2 separate regions of the Homo sapiens genome follow, and region 2 is linked to region 1. The links are chromatin loops, found by intact Hi-C in ENCODE. Cell type or tissue: PC-3. All regions are shown on one strand. Each heading gives the region's core, and the rest is flanking DNA. Links, peaks and the distances in the headings are about the cores only. Region 1 overlaps AOPEP (aminopeptidase O (putative)). Region 2 overlaps FANCC (FA complementation group C).

Region 1 (11,448 bases), core at 1,845-9,844:
AAAATTAACTGGGTGTGGTGATGCATGCCTGTAGTCCCAGCTACTCAGGAGGCTGACGCGGGAAGATTGCCTGAGCCAAGGAGGTCAAGGCAGCAGTGAGCCACTGTACTCCGGCCTGTGTGACAGAGTGAGACCCTGTCTGAAATAATAATAATAATAATAATAATAATAAAAAAACAGACCCCCTCTCTATAAATATAGATTTTAATAAAATTAACCAGGTCTCAGCTACTCAGTCCCAGCTACTCAGGATGCTGAGGTAGGAGGATTGCTTGAGCCCAGGAGTTCAAGGTTACAGTAAACTACGATTGTGCCACTGCACTCCAATCTGGGTAACAGAGTGAGACCTTGTCTCTAAAAACTTAAAAAATATTTTTGTTTATTGAATGTCTCTTCCTGCTACACTGTGACCTCCCTAAGGACCCCAGTCCACATCAGTTTGGTTTGCTAATGTATCCCAAGCCCCCAGGACAGAGCATGGCAATGTAGGCTCTCAGTTAATATTTGCTGAATCAATGAATGGTGCAGCAGCACTGTCCACCTTCTATGTCCTGTTTGCCCAACCCAGTCTTGGACTTAGGTGTGTGTTCCCTGAATGGAATCACCTGGTGACCCACAGACACAGAGCTGTTCCCCCCATGTGTACATCCAGCTGATACTAGAAAGGAGAGGTGGGCCCGAGTTTTGGCTCTGCTGCATCACTGGCTTGCTGTTCCAGGTCGGAATTTTCCTCTTTCTGAGCCTTTGTTTCTCACCCGAAGGGAACAAAAGGCCACCACCCTCACAAAGCTGTTGAGATTCAATGAAAAAGAGAGGAAAGATGGATATGAAGGGCCCCTAGAAATAAGGACATTACTAATTTCCTAAGGAAAGTACAGTCTTATGAGTGACATCACCGTATTTTAAAATCAGACACATTGGTTTCCTGCAGACACAGGGAAGACCCACACCTGCAGGCATGTGTGGAGCATGTGAACAACTCTGCTCTTTGATTTTGGCATGCTGCTTCTCGGGCTTCTCTAGAAAGGAGAAAACTGAAGAACTGAGAGACCCAGAGGCTGGTGTCCAGATCAAGTGCAGCTGCCATGTTTCAAGGAGAGCCGTCTTCTGTGTGTACACAGTGTTGGCCTCAGAGACCAGCCAGGAGAAGGCTGGCTGGGCACAGAGTCAAGCATCAGGACACAGAGTCATGCATCAGGTTGTTTTCCGCGGGGAAAGGTGTAAGGAGGAAAGGGCTGCCTGTTTTTTTGCCCCTTTACACACATGCATGTGTGCACACACATGCACACCCTCCCCCACACCAGTCTTCCCCAGAGCCTCTTCCAAAGCAACATCTCCAGCCTCGGGGTATCAACATTAGAGTGCAGTTCTCCTTCCAGGCATCTGGGAGCCTCCCTTGCAGCAACCCCTCTTCAGACTAGAATTCGAGGCATGTCCCTCTCAACAGCTGACCAAGGTGCAGGCAGCTAGCTAGCTTTGTGAAGGCAGCGTGGCCTACAGGGTGGGCTACCCTGCAAATTTAAGGGCAAGATTAGTCCCCAGTCTTCGCTGGGCCTCTTTCCTCATTTGCTCTCTGGAGGTGGAGGTTACTCTAAGTGCCCTTCAAATTCCTTTCCAGCTCTATTCTTTGAACTGCTGGTTTCTTCCTTTCCAACTTATGGAAATTATTTTCCTCACTTTTCCTGAGAGGGGAAGTATAAGACACCAGGCTGTCTCTGACAACTGCCAAAGTGGCCGTTTTTTAATGGAAAGTCAGCTTCCTTCTCAGGTTGCTTAACAGAGCAGAAGCTTCTCGAGAACAGAGAAGCCTAATGTTTCCCTCTGGTTTTTTGACGTCAGTTGCCTGTGGGTGGGTTCCCATCCGCTGCCACCTCTCCAACCACACTAAATTTTATTGCGCAGATTTTAAAAACACACCTTGGTGTGGCAGGCCACCGAAAGAAGCGATTTAGCCCAGGAGCCCTGCTGTTAAGCTGTGGCAGAGAGAGCTTTGGTCCAGTCTCTGACTGTGCCAGGATCCCATCCCACAGAGTAAATCCTCCATCCTCCCCTTGTTGGCCCCTCACCAATAAAAGCGGAATGTTCACTTTACACTATCTCCTGGGGGATTTGAAGAATCAATTCTGAACACTGACTTGAAAGCACTTATCCCTCTAAGAGTATAAGAAGTGGGGAAGGGAAAAGGGAGCTAACATTTGTGGGATGTTTGCTGCGTGCCAGGTACTGGGCTGGCTGCTTGACTTTCATTCTTTCCTTTAACTCTGCTTTGTAATCATCATACACAAAACCGTCAAATGGTTTAGGCTGCTGAGAGTCTAAAGCTTATCAAGAAGACAGTGACCATGCAGAGGTAGAGAGGGGAAACCAGACCTCCCATAAACCCCCAGGAAGCTAAATATCTTTGGCATACTTGACACCACCCATGCAAAGTTTAAAAATCTAATTATGTCCATTTGCAATGCACAGATAAGGGGCACTGGAAATATATTCACCAATACAAATATGTTGGTGCTTTCAAATGTCAGAAGAGTTCAGCCGAGTGCTGCAAATCTCGTCACTGATAAATAACAGACATGTTCATCTTATTCCAATATTTTCCTTTCTAACTTAAAAATAACTTTGTCATTTCTCCTAGTATGTTTTGAGGTGATTAGTCTTAAAATGTGTCATAGGTGGTAAATTCAGGAGAACTGAACTTGGCCTCCAAAATAAGCAATGTTCCCCATGACATTATGGAATAAAAACACACACTTGCTTTGGTTTTGCCTGGTTTGAGGCTTCGTAACGTGAGCAGCGTTCACAGTGAGTCCGTGAATGGAAATCACGCCACACAGGAGCTGTGACTCAGGCCTGTTCTCCGAAGGGGTGAGGTGATGGCTATTAATATTTAATTTCATATACTGTAGTGTTTGCAGAAGCAAACATGCTGTAGTTAAGGTTACGCGCATTGAGCGTCAGCATAATCCAGTTTTTCTTTCCGCCAGGCTTTTTTCACACAGATGTGTTCAACCCAAAGGTGAATTTTTGGAGCCTTAAAAAAAAAAAAAAAAAAAAAAAGAATGAGAAAATTTGAAAACAATTAGGTAAACCATTATGGTTATACAACTGTGAAAAGATGACAGCTTTTATACTTAGAAAATAGTATGAAATGTTTTCTTTTCTTTGTTTGTTGTTATTTTCCTCTCACATGAAACTGGTCAACCAACCACCAAAACAAAGAAAAGGAACGATGAGGCTGAAACTTAAGGGTAGCCATTTGTCAGCAGAAGTAAAGGCCAAGTATTCCCAGAGAGAAGGCATCGCAGTCAACTGCTGTGACGTGTGTGACGTCCATCTCAAAAGCCTGTGTGAATGTAACTACACAGGGTGGCATACGCTGATGTCTGCCCTAGATCCCCACAAGCCTCTAGCTTGGGGTGAGTCACCAGTTTCAGGCAAGGGGTGTCTGTTGGTTCTGAGGTGACTGGGCCTTTGTAAAAGAGCTTTGAAGGAAATACCTTGCAGACTTAAACGGCTGTCATGAGTCCGCCATGGCACACAGCAGCTCCCACCCCATGGATGAAGGCTGCAGCTCGCTGGGTCTTGCTTTCTCATCTGAGAATGGGAGGGGGTGGGGCCTCTAAGAGCCCTTCTGGATCGAGTGTCTGGGGATTCCAGAACCAGCCCCACTCCTTCCCAAGGTTCAGCGCTAGCACATCCATACTCCCCAGACTGTCTCCCCCATTTCGGTTGCGGCAAGACTGCTGTGAGCCAGAGCTATGCAGGCGTTTGAATCGCGGGTCCCTGCCTAGATGGACACTTCTTCCCCTTAACTAGTTTTCTCCCTGGCAGCCCTCCGTCCATTCTCACCTTTCCTCCTCACCTCTAGTCCTGCATTAGAAGCAGCCGGTTCTCCTTCCCAGAGCCCTCCCTGGCAGATTGTGAACCGACTAGGCCATGCCTCTTCACCTGTGGAGAGTGGCTCTGAAGCAGGGTACTCTCTCTTACCCTGGGCCCTGCACTCCAGTGCAGAAGCATCCAGCACCTGTGGCAGACTGGTCATCTGAAACCTTGCTACCCGGGTAGGACCCCAGCTTCCTTGTCCTCTGGCTTCCGAGCGAGGACTGGGTCTCGGGCAGCCTTGCAGCACGCAGCACATCAACCGCGGATCTTCTTGGGCTCCCTCAAGGGTGGGACCTAATGCTACTCCAGTCTCCCTGCTGTGGGCACGCCTCTGCCTTTGCTGTTGACTTGAGGATGTGCTTTTAACCTATTGCACCTGGCTTCACACTGAGTGGGCAAAGGACAGAGGGCCCACTGGTCGAGGGTCCAGCTCTTTCGGAGGACAGCAGGACGTCTTTTGCCCCAGGGCCATCCTCTGCACTTTTATATGATGAGGTGCAGCAGTGTTTCTAATTCTCTGTTGCTTGAGAAGTATGGACATTTCCCTAGATCTTTTGGCAGTTCCTAACACATCTGCAGAGAAGGATCTTGGGGGAGGGGCCAGTCTATTAGGATGAGCCATATGAAATTGCCCATTTTTTGAAGTTGGAAAGGGTCACTTATTGCATTTTATGTAGTTCAACTTAAAGGTCAAAAAGGTGGAGGAATGTCTGGGCCTCCTCGTGATGTTATGTTTACCTAATAAGCATCCTGGGGTTTTGCCTAGGGTTTATGATACAGTATCTGTGTCTATAGCAAAGAGTATTATTGTAGATACTGTCATTACTACTTAAGGTATTATCACTACTGCTACTTGAGCTCACTTTAGAAACAATTGATAGAGATAGAGGGAAGACTGTCTATCCCCTGGAAGACCCCAGTACCTCAGTCCTGGGCCCTGGTCTTTCCCTTTGGAACTAGTGGTTTAAAATGAGCTCTCCTTTACCTCCATTCTTGTCTTCCCTGCTTTGAAACAGGACACCTCTGGCCAGTGGGCTTCCTTTTGGAGATAAGAGATGTTGGGTGATCAATGGCCTCAGACAATGTAGCTGTCACAGTTTCATTTTTAAAATGTCATGGTGATAAAAACAGCCATTTGCTAATAAAAAGGGTGGGATTCATTGCCTAGTGGCATTCACATCCATGCTGTCATTGTCTAACCCAGATTTCTCAGAGCAGCCACTGGCTTGGTGTCGTAGCTGAATGATGTCACTTCAAGCATCACGTAATTTTCCAGCTGGCTAGGATGGAAAAGGGGTTTATTATTGTGGCATGTTTTTCACAGCGTCTGAAAAAAAGTGAAGCAGACAGGGATATATGACAGGATTGGTTCTGTTTTTACAGGTGTGTCTGAAGCATACAAGGTACCTTTCACTTGCAATAGAAATGTGACTCTATGGCAAAAGAAATTTTTTAAAAAAAGCTTTTCTCAAGAGATTTTAAATATATAATACATAATTAGTGTTGGAAATTGGCCTCGAATACATTAAACTCAAAAGACTAGGAGGTGGGCTGCCCAGACCCTGGTCTCAGTTCTGTCCCTACTGACAGAGCTCTAACTTCATCTTTGCCTCAGTTTCTCCATGGAAAAGATGGACCTCCCAGGGTATTTGTCTGTTTTTAACTTTTCATTGCAGTGTAAAACAGAAAAGTATACATCTTAGCATACAGCTTGTTGGATACAAACTGTAGACATCCCTGTCACTAGCACCCTGACCAAGAAATGCACATAACCAGCACTCCAGAAGACCCCTGTGCCCCTTCCAGTCAACCACACACACAAGGACTTCCAGCAGCATAGATTTCAGCCCAGTGAGACCTGTGTCCGACTTCTGACCTGACGAGCTGTAAAATAATAAATTTGTGTTGTTTTAGGCCACCGTACTTGTGGTGGTTTGTTGCAGCTGCCCTAGGAAACCAATGCACTGATGCTGCTGGCAAGAGGGAGAGCCAGGAGTTGACCCCCAGCTCTGTCCCCAAAGACCGAGTTCTTAAAAACCACTAGAATAGATAGTACCGCTCTTAGCTTTGTTAGGTGTTTGGTCATTGGTGAGGGTATGAAGGTAAAATGAAAGTGCAAGTGCCAGCCAGCGTGCAGTTAAGTTGGGTACTAGGTAGCCAGTGTCTTTGAGGTACTCTGACTTGCCCAGCCCCCGACCCCCATGCTCAGAATGTCCCCTGCCTGGAAAGAAGGAATGTGATATGTTACTAACACTTCAGTGTGAGTTGAGTGCGTTATCTCTTCCTAAAGTATTTGCGTTCTAAAAGATGACCTAAGTGATGACTTTCTGCTATTTATGAGAAAGAGGGCTACACTACGGTGCCATGGCTGACCGTGTGAGACCCAATTCCTTGTCCATCTTCCACTACAGAGTCAGAAAACACCAAAAAGCATCTTTCCCATGCTGCCTTAACAGCTAGCAGAGACTAAAGAGTAGGAATCTCGGCTATGGGCTCCCTGGGAAAAGTTGCTTTCCTGATGAAAGGGATCGTTGTTGCTGGCACAGCGCGTTTCTTCCATGTTAAACACGAACATGGTGCATGAAGGTGTAGTGGTCAACCCGTGAGCATGAGGGGCAAGCATGAGGAAAGAAGTGCACACAGGAAGGATGGAGAGTGGGAGTATAGCAAGTCCTCCAGCTCCCGCTGCACTGCCAGTCACTGCACCAGCCCCAGCAAGGTCTTGTCACTCCAGTGATATTGTTTCAAGAAAGGAAAAACCTCTCCAGTGTGTGCCAGTGTTCATTGTATTTTTTGTTACTTGCAGCTGAATACATTCCAAACAGACCCGGGTGCCTTTCAGATCACAAAAAGGTAACCACCTAGGAATGGGGACATGGGCAGGCAGAATTCTTTAGAATGAAAGGAATTCCTGGGATCCTTGCCCACATTTTCACCACGGTGAACACATGCAAAGAATGATGAGTCAAGGGAACCATCCAGAGAAATGGGATTGAGCTGTAGATATCCAATAAACCTGATGCATTCCATTTGGGGAGAAGAAATAGAAGGCTCATAATTTTAAATGGAAAGGTTAGTTAAAATCAGGAGACTTTGGAGAGACTTTGGAGAGACTTTTATTTGTTTATTTTTGTTTCTGGTGAGGTTTATTACCTTTCAGAGGGACATGCTGTTAAGTTGAATACCTCTGAGGATGACCATCTGTCACATATTTTCCAGGACCACCCTGGGAAATAAGAAGGATATTGTCTCCTTATCTCGACAAGCGTGCCATGGTGGTCTATCCATGGAGTCATAATTTGAGATTAGGAAATATGCTGTTATTCTTAAAAGTTCAATTATTTATGAATCCCCAATAGCCAGGTGATCCCTTATACTTAGTGGCATTTATTGATGCAGATGAGTACTTTGAAAAATTAAGAGAGACATTTACTTTTTAAGCTACCACTAAGACGGTCTCTGACCGGATAAAGATAACTTGAGCAGGCGAATTTGTTTAACAAAGGTGGTGACATATATTGTGGCAGCTGAATGCCCCCTTACAGCCAAGGGAGAACAATCAGTGAATTCATTCGTTTAATTCATGAATTTTCCTTCTATTTACACTTTAAACAAACATGCCAGTTGTTTGCTTAGTTAACAAGCTCTGCCTTCATTATAAGCCATTAGTGGCTAGTAATAACTGAAACTGTGTTTGGATTTCACAAATACAATAAACCCAATTAATTTCACCCTTAGTAATATGGAATTTGTCTGATCAACCTGAGCTAGGCAGAAGTTTGTGTCTTTGCCCTTTGCATGAAGGGTTTGCTAAATCATCTTATAGCCATAAATAGGAATTCTTCATAAGAAAAACTAAACAAAACAGCTTAAATCCTAATGCTTCTAAGGGGCCAGGCAGCAATATAAATTAGTGAATGGGTTGGATAGAGCATCCTCTAAGAAACACTTGGTCTACTTTTGATGGAGACATGGATGTAAGAAATATTTCACTTTTTAATCCTGTGATAAGAAGGAAAAAAACCACACACATGATTATAAATGACAAGGAGGCTCAGCCAATGGCAGGGAGACGGGAGGGAGAAGTTGGGACCACAGCAAACTGGAGAGCCCAAGCCCTGTCTGAAAGGACCAGCTCCGATTCAGCTGCAGTTACTACATAAGAATGCAGGCCTGTGATGAGGGACTCCAAAGCAGGTTTTGCCTGCTTCTCGGATTTCACCAGGATGAATCATAACAGGGACCTGATAAAATCCTATCTTTGAAATGCTCTGTAATGCTTATTATTGTTCTTAGGAAATGATAAAATATTGCCCTTTGGCATTAGACGTGTGTGTGTGTGTGTGTGTGTGTGTGTGTGTGTGTGTATGTACAGGATAAATATGTGCCCACTTCTAAAAAAGACCTGGGCCTAGTGTGGCCACATCTTTCAAATTTTTAATGTAATGTCAAAATCTGGATTTCTGGATAAAATCTTCCCATTTATAAACTTTGGCAATGAGTTTTTGCTATTTAAGCTGATGCTGTGCAGCCACCACAGTGCAGATCAGCAGCTCTCAATGTGGTCTCTGGACCAGCCACATTAGCATTACCCGGGAACTTCACAGAAATGCAGGTTCCTAGGCCCTACCCAGGCCTACTGAAACAAACTCTCTTGGGGTGAGGCCCAGAGATCTGTTTTAACAAGCCTTTCAGGTAGGGCTGCCAGCTTTTAGCAAATATTTCATGGAACATACACCAAAAAATTATTCGTTGTTTATCTGAAATTCAAATTTGAGTACGTGTGCTGTTTTCTTATCTAGCGGACCTACCTCCCGGTGCTTCTGATACCCGCTGGTGTTGATCAAGCAAAACATGTGTATGAGCCAGGCTGCTTGTGTTTGAATCTGCTTTGACACATATTAACTCTGGGATTTTAGGCAAGTGACATAATTTCTGTGTGGCTTGGTTTACTTACATGTAAAATAGGCACGATAATAATTTCTTCCTCATGGGGTGGTTGCTGGAATTGAATGAGTTAACGAACATAAAATACTTAGAACTTTGCCTGGGAGAAAATAAACAATATATGTGTTTAGTATCATCATTTTATTTTTTCTTTTCTTTCTGCTCTAATCATCACCGCTCCTGCCACCACGCAGCCATCAGGGAATATGAGAACTCATCTTCCTTCAATTCTTTTTTCCTGGATCTAACTTTGATTTAGCAGAATTGATTCTAACGTGCTATTCCCCAAGGCCACTCTGTTGCTTGTTCCTACCCAGAGTTACCCTTCCTTTGAAATCTGGTTGACAGTATGGCGGTCTGGCAGGGAACCCGCTCTTGCCTCCACCCCGACGTCCTGCTGCCTGACCAGAGTTACCCTTGCTTTGAAATCTAGTTGACAGTGTGGTGGTCTGGCAGGGAACCCACACTTGCCTCCACCCCAATGTCCTGCTGCCTGAACTCTGTCAGCCGGCAGTGCCTCTGTTGCGCTCAGGCCTCTTGTTGTACAGACCAGCCTTGCTACTTCGTGTCTGCTTTCACCAGCCCAGCAGGGCAAGTCAACAGCTTCCTGACCCTACCTTGGATTTTCAGATTTGCAGAGGGCCTGACTGGGGCTTGGCTTCTTGCTGTCAGTTGGGGAAACAATGAATGCCTTCCTCACCAATTGAATTCTGAGTACACTTTAGGAAATCCCCACAACTTTTTCCAGACAAGGAACATGGGAAGATTTGATTTGTGGACCCAAAGAGTGTATTTCAAAGCAAAGCAGTCACCAAACTGTCCTTGCTGAGAATGGCTGCAAGCTGCCCCAACGTGTCCCTCCATAAAGCAGCCCTCCAGGCCTCCACACCGCCACACGGGACAGACTTGTGCTCGCTGTGAAAACCACCAGGATGAGCTATTACGGCTCTCAGTTGTGCCATTTTATTGCTGTTCTGGAAATGGAGCAAAACACATTATTTTATTAAATAAAGATTTTCCCTGTATCACAGTGGAGGCTAATTTTATTAGCTCTTTTTATGGGAACAAACATCATCGCCCTGATTGGGGAGGACGGAGGTGGGGGCCGTGGGGAGGTGAGGGAGTGGAATCACATTTTGTCATCTGCGTGCTCCAATGAGGCTGCCGACATGTTTTAGTTGGTTACTCACATTAATTACTTACTTACCAGAAGAGTTCCCCAGATCCTGCAGAAAATACACAGCTTTCATTCATAAGTAATTTATAGATGATTCAAAAGACATGTTCAGGGCCAGGCTCATGCCTGTAATCCCAGCACTTTGGGAGGCCGAGGCGGGCAGACCATGAGGTCAGGAATTCAAGACCATCCTGGCCAACATGGTGAAACTCCCGTCTCTACTAAAATACAAAAATTAACTGGGCATGGTGGGGCACACCTGTAGTCCCAAGCTACTCGGGAGGCTGAGACCAGAGAATTGCTTGAACCCGGGAGGTGGAGGTTGCAGTAAGCGCCAGTGCACTCCAGCCTGGGCAACAGAGCGAGACTCCCTCTCAAAAAAAAAAAAAAATTAAATAAATAAATAAATAAATAAATAAAGACATGTTCAGTTACAATAAATATTTGTTCATATTGTGTGGGTATGGGTGTGTCCCCTGACAACCAAAATCTATAGTCTCCAAAATGTATAACTAAATGAACAGAATGTTCAAAATTTGTTCAAAAACAAATTTTTTGTTCTCATCTATGAGATTCTGGAATGTTTAAGGCAGAACATGTACTGTCACATTGAGAGAGGGAAAGGAGTCCAAATCTAGTTGAAAAACTGAATAAAATACTGTTTCTCCCTCTGATTCTTTAGCTTTGAAACCTGAGACTTTCACATGCAGCTTTTTTGATGACCATAACCGGCAGAACCTGCCCCCACCCCACCCCCAGGCTAAGGCAGAGCAGCTGAGGCAGGTGAGGCCAACTCCTGAGAGTCAGACAGCAGTGCTGCCCTGTTCCGTATGCAGGGCTGAGGTCTCCACAACGTTCTCTCGGGATGTGTTGCCCTGGGGTCAGAAGGGATGTATCCGCTGCTCTGCTGGTCAGTAGCTGAGCCTTCTGTATGGTCTGCAGAGCTGCCACTGAGCCAGAGGTGGTCTCTGTGTTTCCTAGACTCAAGGTGGTCTCCATGTTTTGTCGTTGCCATGCTGTTTTTCCTGCTAGCAATAGGCCACAGCTAACGCTAAAGCAAATGGTGAAGCTGGCTACAGTGTTTTGTGTCCCCAGCCTCCCCTTCCGCCCTCATGCCTCTCTCCTCCCCAGTGTCGTCTGTGCTGTGTTTTGGAGCCTTTCCCTGGCCCCCATGAGCACCCACCTTGAACCTTGCTAGGATCCAGGTATCTGTCATTTACATCTCCATGTGACATGAAACCATAAGCCTCCTCTGAGAGCACTTAGAAGTTAAACCAGATCATAAAGCTGGAGCTCCTAGCCTTGGCATCGTTGTTTGCTTCCCTGACGTAGCTGCCCACTGCCCTATAGTATCACTGCTACTTCCCTAACCTCAGTTTCTCTCTCCTTCATCTTGTTAGCTGCCTCCCCAGCTTGTCTTCTGCATCCTTCCCTTTGTTGTC
Region 2 (8,000 bases), core at 1-8,000, 200 kb after region 1:
CAAAGTTCAGGTGGATATTTCAGCAACTACGAATTTTTAATGAGCTGCTGTCATCATGGGTGCATCAATGCCAGAAAGTTGAAGTGTTTGTGAAGCTATCCCCTCGCCACACTGGCAAATGGGAGTTGCAATACTTGTTTTAAGGGTAGAATTTGCTTGAGATAAGGGCCTACTAATTGTGTGCAGTGCCGGTCTCAGCAGGTGAACATCTCCCTTGGAGAGGATGGAACAGACCAGCCTGAGATCACATTAGATGAGAACATTCCTTCTGGACTGGGGCAGTGGCTGGAACAGGAGTGTTCCTGGCCCCTTTGTTGGATCTTCCTGCATGTTCCTCTGCCTGGCCCATGGAATTCCCAAGCTCTAAGCACTGTCCTCGCCTCCCTGGACACTGCTGTCCTCCTGCCCCAGTCCTCCCTGAGAACAAGTGGTTAAATGTTCTACATTTGAGCAACAGAGACATGTCCCTCTTTCCCAGGACATGGTCAGAGCTGATGCTCTGGAGGCCACGTTGGCTGTGGGCTGGGTTAGGCTGTACCAGAGTGAGGAGGGGACTCTGCCATGCCTCTTCCCTGCAGGCACCATGTCAGGGTAGACAGATGCACAGAGCAGTGAGGCTCCCTCATGCTCCCAGCTCCCAGGTTGGCAGCGTGACTGGATCAGGATCAGAGACCGGTCTGGTCCTTCCCTCTGTCTTCCACCAGTAGCTGAATGCACAAGCAGTCCCATGTGGCCACCTGAAAGGTATCTCATGGCTCCAAGGTCTGGATTGAAGTGGGAGCCCCACGAGGTCTAAGTCCTGTTCTGCAGCACCACATGCGCCCTTTCTGGTTGCTGTTTTATTCCAGTCTTCACGCATTTGACATCACACATTCTGAGTGATGGTGGAGAGGGTGGGTAGAGAGAAGAGAAAAACACCCAGGGCACCCACTGCACAACATGTCTCAATCACAGGGTGGGCTGTTTATGCCACCTGCATCTACGTCCTGTCCCCGAGTTAAGATTCTTCAAGGTCCAGCTCTGTGTAACACCAGGACAACCAGGGAGGGTGTGTGGGGGGCCGACTGGCCACTGCAGGCTATTCATGTGGCCAACCCCGCAGCCTCCATTGGCTGCAGGCCTTTTTTGTCTGGTCTCTGTCGGTAAGAATCATGGTGAGGAAGGAGTGAGCAGCTGGCACCCAAGCCATCAATCACGGAGCTGGACATAGGTGTGTCACCCATTGTCTGTGTCAACTCGGTGTGAGACTACAGAGAATTCCAGGAGTGAAAAGTGGCAAAAGGAACAAATAAGATAGTCTTAGTAGGCTAGCAGGGACAATGAATAAAATTATACTCTGAAAGAGGAAGCCAAAGAGTGTTATGATACAAGGAATTTAGCAAGGCATAAATGTGAATGCTTTCAAGAAAATCACACACATAAGAGGGTACCTAACACTACTGTTAAGAAATTAACAAGCCAGGCACAGCGGTCCACACCTGTAATCCCAGCACGACGGGAGGCCAAGGCAGGAGGATTACTTGAGCCCATGAATTTGAAGCAATACAGCAAGACCTCTACAAAAAAAAAAATTTTTTTTTTTTTTTGGAGACGGAGTCTTACTGTCACCCAGGCTGGAGTGCAGTGGCACGATCTTGGCTCACTGCAAGCTCCACCTCCTGGGTTCATGCCATTCTCCTGCCTCAGCCTCCCGAGTAGCTGGGACTACAGGCACCCGCCACCACGCCCGGCTAATTTTTTGTATTTTTAGTAGAGATGGTGTTTCACCGTGTTAGCCAGGATGGTCTCGATCTCCTGACCTTGTGATCTGCCTGCCTCAGCCTCCCCAAGTGCTGGGATTACAGGTGTGAGCCACCGCGCCCGGCCACAAAAAAATTTAAACATTAGCTAGGTGTGGTGGTACACGCCTGTAGTCCCAGCTACTCAGGAGTCTGAGTGGGAGGATCACCTAAGCGCAGGAATTTGAGGCTACAGTGAGATGTGATCATTCCACTGCACTCCAGCCTGAAAGACAGAGCAAGACCTTATCTCTAAAAATTTAAAACAAACCAACCAACCCAGAATTTATATTAGAATAGATTTTCTCATTTTAGAGAGATTTATTAGAGAGAAGGAAAAGCAAGCATTTAACATTCCACCCTACTGTGTAGGAGTTTCAAATCTCCTTCCCTAGAGAGGTAGAGGGAAGACCACAGGACCCAAACAAGTGCCCTTTCCCTTCTGTGCGGCCAGGGAGGGGTTCCCAGCAGGTGGGTGCTGCTTTTTCCAAGGCCTCTTCTTTTTATTGTTATGCCTGTATATTTCAAAATCTAAAACCAGACGTTAATGTAGAAAACATTTCGATACAGGTATTGGCACATGCATACATGCGCATGCCTATTCATCCTGACCTGCTCCAAGCCATCCGTGCAGCCATGCGCTTCCTCCACTTCTCACTTCACCATGGTGCTCACCTGTTTGGTGATGGTCCCAGACCAGTAATGCCTTCCTCTGTCAGCCCTGCTCAAAGGGCAGATGAGGATCTAGGGAAACCATGTGTGAAGTAGATTTGGGAGTGGTCAGTGTTTGCTCACCCATGAGTCTGGTCTTCAACTGCTTCTCTGAGCAGTTCAGAAATATGCTTCAGTGTCTGGAGCCAGTGTCCCCGAGGGATATCTGCGGGTGGAGAGAGATACGTCAGAGGGCAACTGAGGAAATGTCAAGCCCATGAGGAACCACCTGCAGGGATGACCTGAAGAGTCTTTGGGAGACGCCCTTTACTTCTGGTTCACGGAACCCAATACTGTTCTCATGCTTTTCCCAGCCAGTACCTATCTCTTAAGCCTGGGGAAGTAAGATCTGTCCATGTCACACAGAGTTGAACATCAAAGAATCTAATCTTTTAATTTTAGTTTTGTGGGGTTTTAAGACACGATCTTGCTTGGTCAGAGGCTGGAGTGCAGTGGTACGATCCTGGTTCACTGCAGCCCCAACCTCCTGGGCTCAAGCGATCTTCCTACCTCAGCCTCCCCAGTAGCTGGGACTACAGGGGTGCACCACCATGCCCAGCTATTTTTAAAATTTTTTTGTAGAGATGAGGTTTCACTATGTTTCTCAGACTTGTCTCAAATTCCTGGGCTCAAGTGATCCTCCCGCCTTGGCCTCCCAAAGTGCTGGAATTACAGGCATTAATCACCACGCTTGCCCTCAAGTAATTTTAAATTCAGGTACATGGAAGTAGCTAGAGATTGCATAAGCAGCCCCCGCTGAGACTGGGAAATGCCGGGTTGCGGATGCCCTAGGTTTCTTCTTTTCTACCTACACACTCCTCCATCACTAATGTGTTGATTTCAAAATAGACGGAGACTGTAGTAAAGCAGCCAATAAGGAATTAGGAATAGACTGCCTGACTGCTTTCCTAGGGCTGTGATGAATTCACAATATGATTTCAGGTTTACAGTGGAAAAAAAGGCCAGGAAAGAAAATAAGTGAGCATTATGCAAACAAATGTCTTTTCTTGAGTGAGCTGCTCTGGTTTCACAGTCATCCTGTGGTTTTAAATACAGCTGAGCAGCACGTATCTGCAGTTCTGTGCAGCATCTGCAAAAGTTTTCACATAGTGATAGATGCTATAATCGAACACACAAGGAAGGTAAGGCGAGTGATGGACAAACTGCTGCTACTCCACAAGGCCAGCGCCTCCCTCCTCTGAACTCCCGCGGCCCTTGGTGCACAGCCTTTTGAAGGTATTTTTCGTTTCTTCCTTTTACTAGCTATTTAGATGTTTATTTCGCATTTCCTCCACTTGTAGTGTCTACACAGTCAGGGCTCGTAAGTGATCCTCTTTTACACCCCTCTCCCGGCCTTCACAATGGGTATGAAATAAATTTCTGATAAACAGAAGATCATGCCACTAAAAAACACTTCTTCAATCTGTGACCATAACACTGTTTCCCAAAGTAATATACAGACAGCTCTTCTAGGAACTAGCACAAGAGGTTCTTGTACTTCTGCCCGAAGCCACCTATTTATATTTGGACATAAATCTACAAGTTACACAAACGGAAAGGTAAAGGGTTGGGCCCATGCCCATGCACCACCTCACCGTTTATTTACTATTTCCAAACTGAGACACTAACAACTCCAGTACATTTTCTGGAGCTCACTCAGCGTCCCCTGTTGGCTGACTTTAGGCTTTGCTGATCTGACCTAAGCGTAAGGTGAACCCTGGGAGAGTGAATTCCTCATTTTTCTGTCTTGTTAATAAAGTTTTCCCAAGAGTTTTCATAAAACTGTCACCCAGAGATCCCACCCCTAGCTCCAGCATCTGAGAAGACAGTGTTAGGGGATCACCCTGGGCAAGAACCTACATCTTCTCGAAAAAGGAAGAGGAATTTAGGTTTTGTAAAATGCTCTGAAACTTTGAATCATTTGCATTTCTCAAACAGATCTACTCACTCAAGTCTCAGAAAAAAGGCAGGCCCAAAATGGCATAAAAAGGAAATGTGACTGGCTCGTTCCCTTCTGTCTCCTCTCCTCCCATGCTCCAATAAGGCCCCTTTCTGGCTGGCGCAGTCTGTGCCCATGTCAGGACTGCCTTCCATCAGGTTTCAGGCCTCAGAGGGAAAGGATGCCCTTATTCTCTATTTCCGAAATGTCTCCTAAGCGTGAGCTCACAGCCACATTCCTGGATCAACACCAGTCGAATGAAGGCTGGAACCATCACTTCCCCAGCTGGATAGCCTTTGGAAGGCTGGCAAAGGATATCAGGAGAGGCTGTGGATGAAGCACCTTACTGAACTCTCTCAAAATCCTTCCCTTAGCTTGGTTAGGGGAAACTTCCCCTGCATTTCCTCAGCTTCATCCATCATTTTGTCTTTTCTTCTGCAACAAGGCTGCACAGAGTAGAAAGAATGAAAAGCAAACGAATGTACTGTTTTATTCTGACTCAGCCAAGTCTTAGCCTGTTCCTGGCATCTGGTGGATCTGGTTGGCACCAGAAGAGCCTGTGTTATCTGGAGGCAGACTAGCAACACCTACCAGAGGCCATTGTTTTTTTGTTTGTTTTCTTCTTTTGGTAAGTGATCACAACTGGGAAGCCAAGCAGACTCTCATATCAAAATCCACAGAATGTGGGATCCTGGGGGCTTAAAGGGATCTTAGAAATAACCAGTTCTGTCTCCCTCATGCTGTAGATAAGGGCCTGATGAGGAGGTCATAATTTGACAATGCTCTTCCCAGGAAATCATTCTGATGTGGGCAAAGTCAACCCTAACTCACCTTGAGGGTCTTGCAGCAGCACCATGGCAAGAGATGGAGAAGTGTAAGGAAAGTAGGTCTTGAGTGCAAACCGCAGCTGCCACAGGATGGAAAATCCAAAGAGCATGAACATTAAGATTGAAACGGGGTCAGGAAAATACAAAACTCTGAGTCCTCTGCCCAAAAAAGACCCACCAGTACTAACATGGTCAGAACACTTTCTTAAACATTTATTTTTTGAAAAATAAGCTCCCAATAACCTCATATTTTCCAGAATAATTAACCTTTTTAAAGTCACCTTCTGGGACTTAAAAATTTATGCTCTTGATGTCTTTATGAGTTCTACTTCACATGAACCCAATTATACAAATAAATCTTCTGTTTTGGAAAGACTTGCCAAAGCCGTTGTGAGATGTTAGGTATTTCAGCATTTTTTTTTTTTTTTTTGAAACGGAGTTTTGCTCTTGCTGCCCAGGCTGGAGTGCAATGGCGCGATCTCAGCTCACCGCAACCTCTGGCTCCCGGGTTCAAGCGATTCTCCTCCCTGTCTCCCAAGTATCTGGGATTACAGGCATGCGCCACCAAGCACTACTAATTTTGTACTTTTTAGTAGAGACAGAGTTTCTCCATGTTGGTCAGGCTGGTCTCGAACTCCCGACCTCAGGTGATCTGGCCGCCTCGGCCTCCCAAAGTACTGGGATTACAGTGAGCCACCATGCCCGGCTTGTTTTTGTTTTTTTATTGAGATGGAGTCTCCTTCTGTTGCGCAGGCTGGAGTGCAGAGGCACAATCTCAGCTCACTGCAACCTCCACCTCCCGGGTCCAAATGATTCTCCTGCCTCAGCCTCCTGAGTAGCCGGGATTACAGGCACATGCCACCACACCTGGCTAATTTTTGCATTTTTAGTGGAGATGGGGTTTCACCATGTTGGCCAGGCTGGTCTTGAACTCCTTAGCTTAAGTGATCCACCTGCCTCGGCCTCCCAAAGTGCTGGGGTTATAGTCATGAGCCACTGAGCCTGGCTCAGCATGGTTTTTAAAATAACAACAAAAGTGTAAAACTGTGCTCGCATTTCGAGGGCCAAAGAGCTACAGCTATCTATGCCCCCAAGGGGCACAGAAGCTTTTTTAAAAATTGAGGTAAAATCTATAACGCATGGAGTGCATGGGCTTTAAGTATATGAGGTTTTGGTAAATGTGCAAATCCATGTGACCACCACCCCAGTGAAGACACATTTCTATCACGCCAAAAAGTCCCCTTCCAATTCTTAACAATCATTCCCTCCACCCCACCCTGGCAACCAATGTTTTGATTTTGACAAGAGAGATTAGTTTTGCTTATTCTTGAATTTTGTGTAAAGGGAACATAAAGTATGTTTTCTTTTGTGTCTGGCTTCTTGGGCTCAACATATTTTCTTAAAGATTAAGCCACGTTATTGTGTGCGAGTAGATCATTCTGTTTTTATTGCTCAGAAGTAGTCTGAATTGTATGAATATGCCATAGTCTGTTTAGCCATTCTCCTCTTGATGTGCATTTGGGCTGCTTCCAGTTTGGGGCTGTCATGAATAAAGCTGTAGTTAACATGCATACATATGTCTTTTCATGGACATGTGTTTCTGTTTCTCCTGGGGATGCCATCGGAATGGAACTGCTGGGTCACAGATAGATGCTTGTTTAACATCGTAAGGCCATATGGTTTTCCGGTGTTGTACCATCTTACGCCCACCAGCAATGTATGTGAATTCCAGTTGCTCCACATACTCCCCAGCATTTCATCCATTCTAGTGGCTGGGAACATAACCCTATGTATGCTTGCTTTCCTACCTGTTTCACTCTGCACTTTCCTGATGGCAAATGACGCTGAACAGTTTTCATGTGCTTACTGCCAACTTATGTATCTTTTTTGAAAGTATATATTCAAGTCTTTTGTCCATTTTAAAAACTGGTTTCTTAGGCAGTTATAAGAGCTCTTCATATATTCTCGACACAAGTCCTCTGTTGTATACATATATTACAAATATTTTCTCCTAGCTAACGGCTTGCTTTTTCAGTTCCTTCTTTCTTCCTTTTCTTTTTTTTTTTTTTTAATTGAGATGGAGTCTTGCTCTGTTGCCAAGCTGGAGTGCAGTGGTGTGATCTTGGCTCCCTGCAACCTCCACCTCCCAGGTTCAAGCGATTCTCCTGCCTCAGCCTCCCAAATAGCTGGGACTAAAGGCACATGCCACTATGCCCAGCTAATTTTTGTATTTTTAGTAGAGACGGGGTTTCACTATGTTGGCCAGGATGGTCTTGATCTCTTGAACTCGTGATCCACCCACCTCAGCCTTGCAAAGTGCTAGGATTACAGGCATGAGCCACCGTGCCTGGCCTGCTTTTTCAGTTTCTTAATGATATCTATCAAAGAATAGAAATTTTACATTCCTTTCTTATTTTTTGAGATATGGTTTCACTCTGTTGCCCAAGCTGGAGTGCAGTGGCATGATCACAGCTCACTGAAGCCTTGATCTCCCAGGCTCAAGTGATCCTCCCACCTCAGCCTCCCGAGTAGCTAGGACAACAGGTGTGTGCCACCACGTTCAGCTAAATTTTGTATTTTTTGTAGAAAAGGGGTCTTACTTTGTTGCCCAGGCTGGTCTCCATCTCCTGGGCTCAAGAGATCCTCCTGCCTTGGGGCTCCCAACGAGCTGGGATTACAGGAGTGAGCTATGCCCCCAGCCTAAAAGTTTTAAATTCTGATGAGGTCTAATTTATCCATTTTTTC

The links. A loop is a pair of places that touch in the nucleus more often than their neighbours do. Peaks named below come from ENCODE experiments on the same cell type or tissue, not always from the same donor. Only the 100,000 strongest peaks of a DNase experiment are listed, where the experiment ranks them.
Region 2: it touches region 1 in a loop (2.8-fold over the local background); 5 of 110 quality-filtered maps call a loop at or near these places.

The regions. Positions count from the first base shown.
Region 1 is chr9:94,906,313-94,917,760 of GRCh38, forward strand. The region is part of intron 5 of AOPEP (aminopeptidase O (putative)); the gene reads left to right. Among named protein-coding and RNA genes, the nearest start is that of AOPEP-AS1, 34 kb to the right of the region's middle. RefSeq lists enhancers at 4,350-4,519, 10,221-10,721. In PC-3, for the core only: no CTCF peak of the experiment used is centred there; DNase peaks (open chromatin) are centred at 6,779 and 8,089; H3K4me3 peaks cover 480 bases; H3K27ac peaks cover 4,136 bases.
Region 2 is chr9:95,112,056-95,120,055 of GRCh38, forward strand. FANCC (FA complementation group C) reads right to left here. Exons shown (of 15, transcript NM_000136.3): 11 at 5,260-5,335; 12 at 2,574-2,655. It also overlaps a transcript of AOPEP not described here. Among named protein-coding and RNA genes, the nearest start is that of MIR3074, 30 kb to the left of the region's middle. RefSeq lists a silencer at 4,392-4,471. In PC-3, for the core only: CTCF peaks have their summits at 4,157 (motif pointing left) and 4,362; a DNase peak (open chromatin) is centred at 4,126; H3K27ac peaks cover 1,320 bases.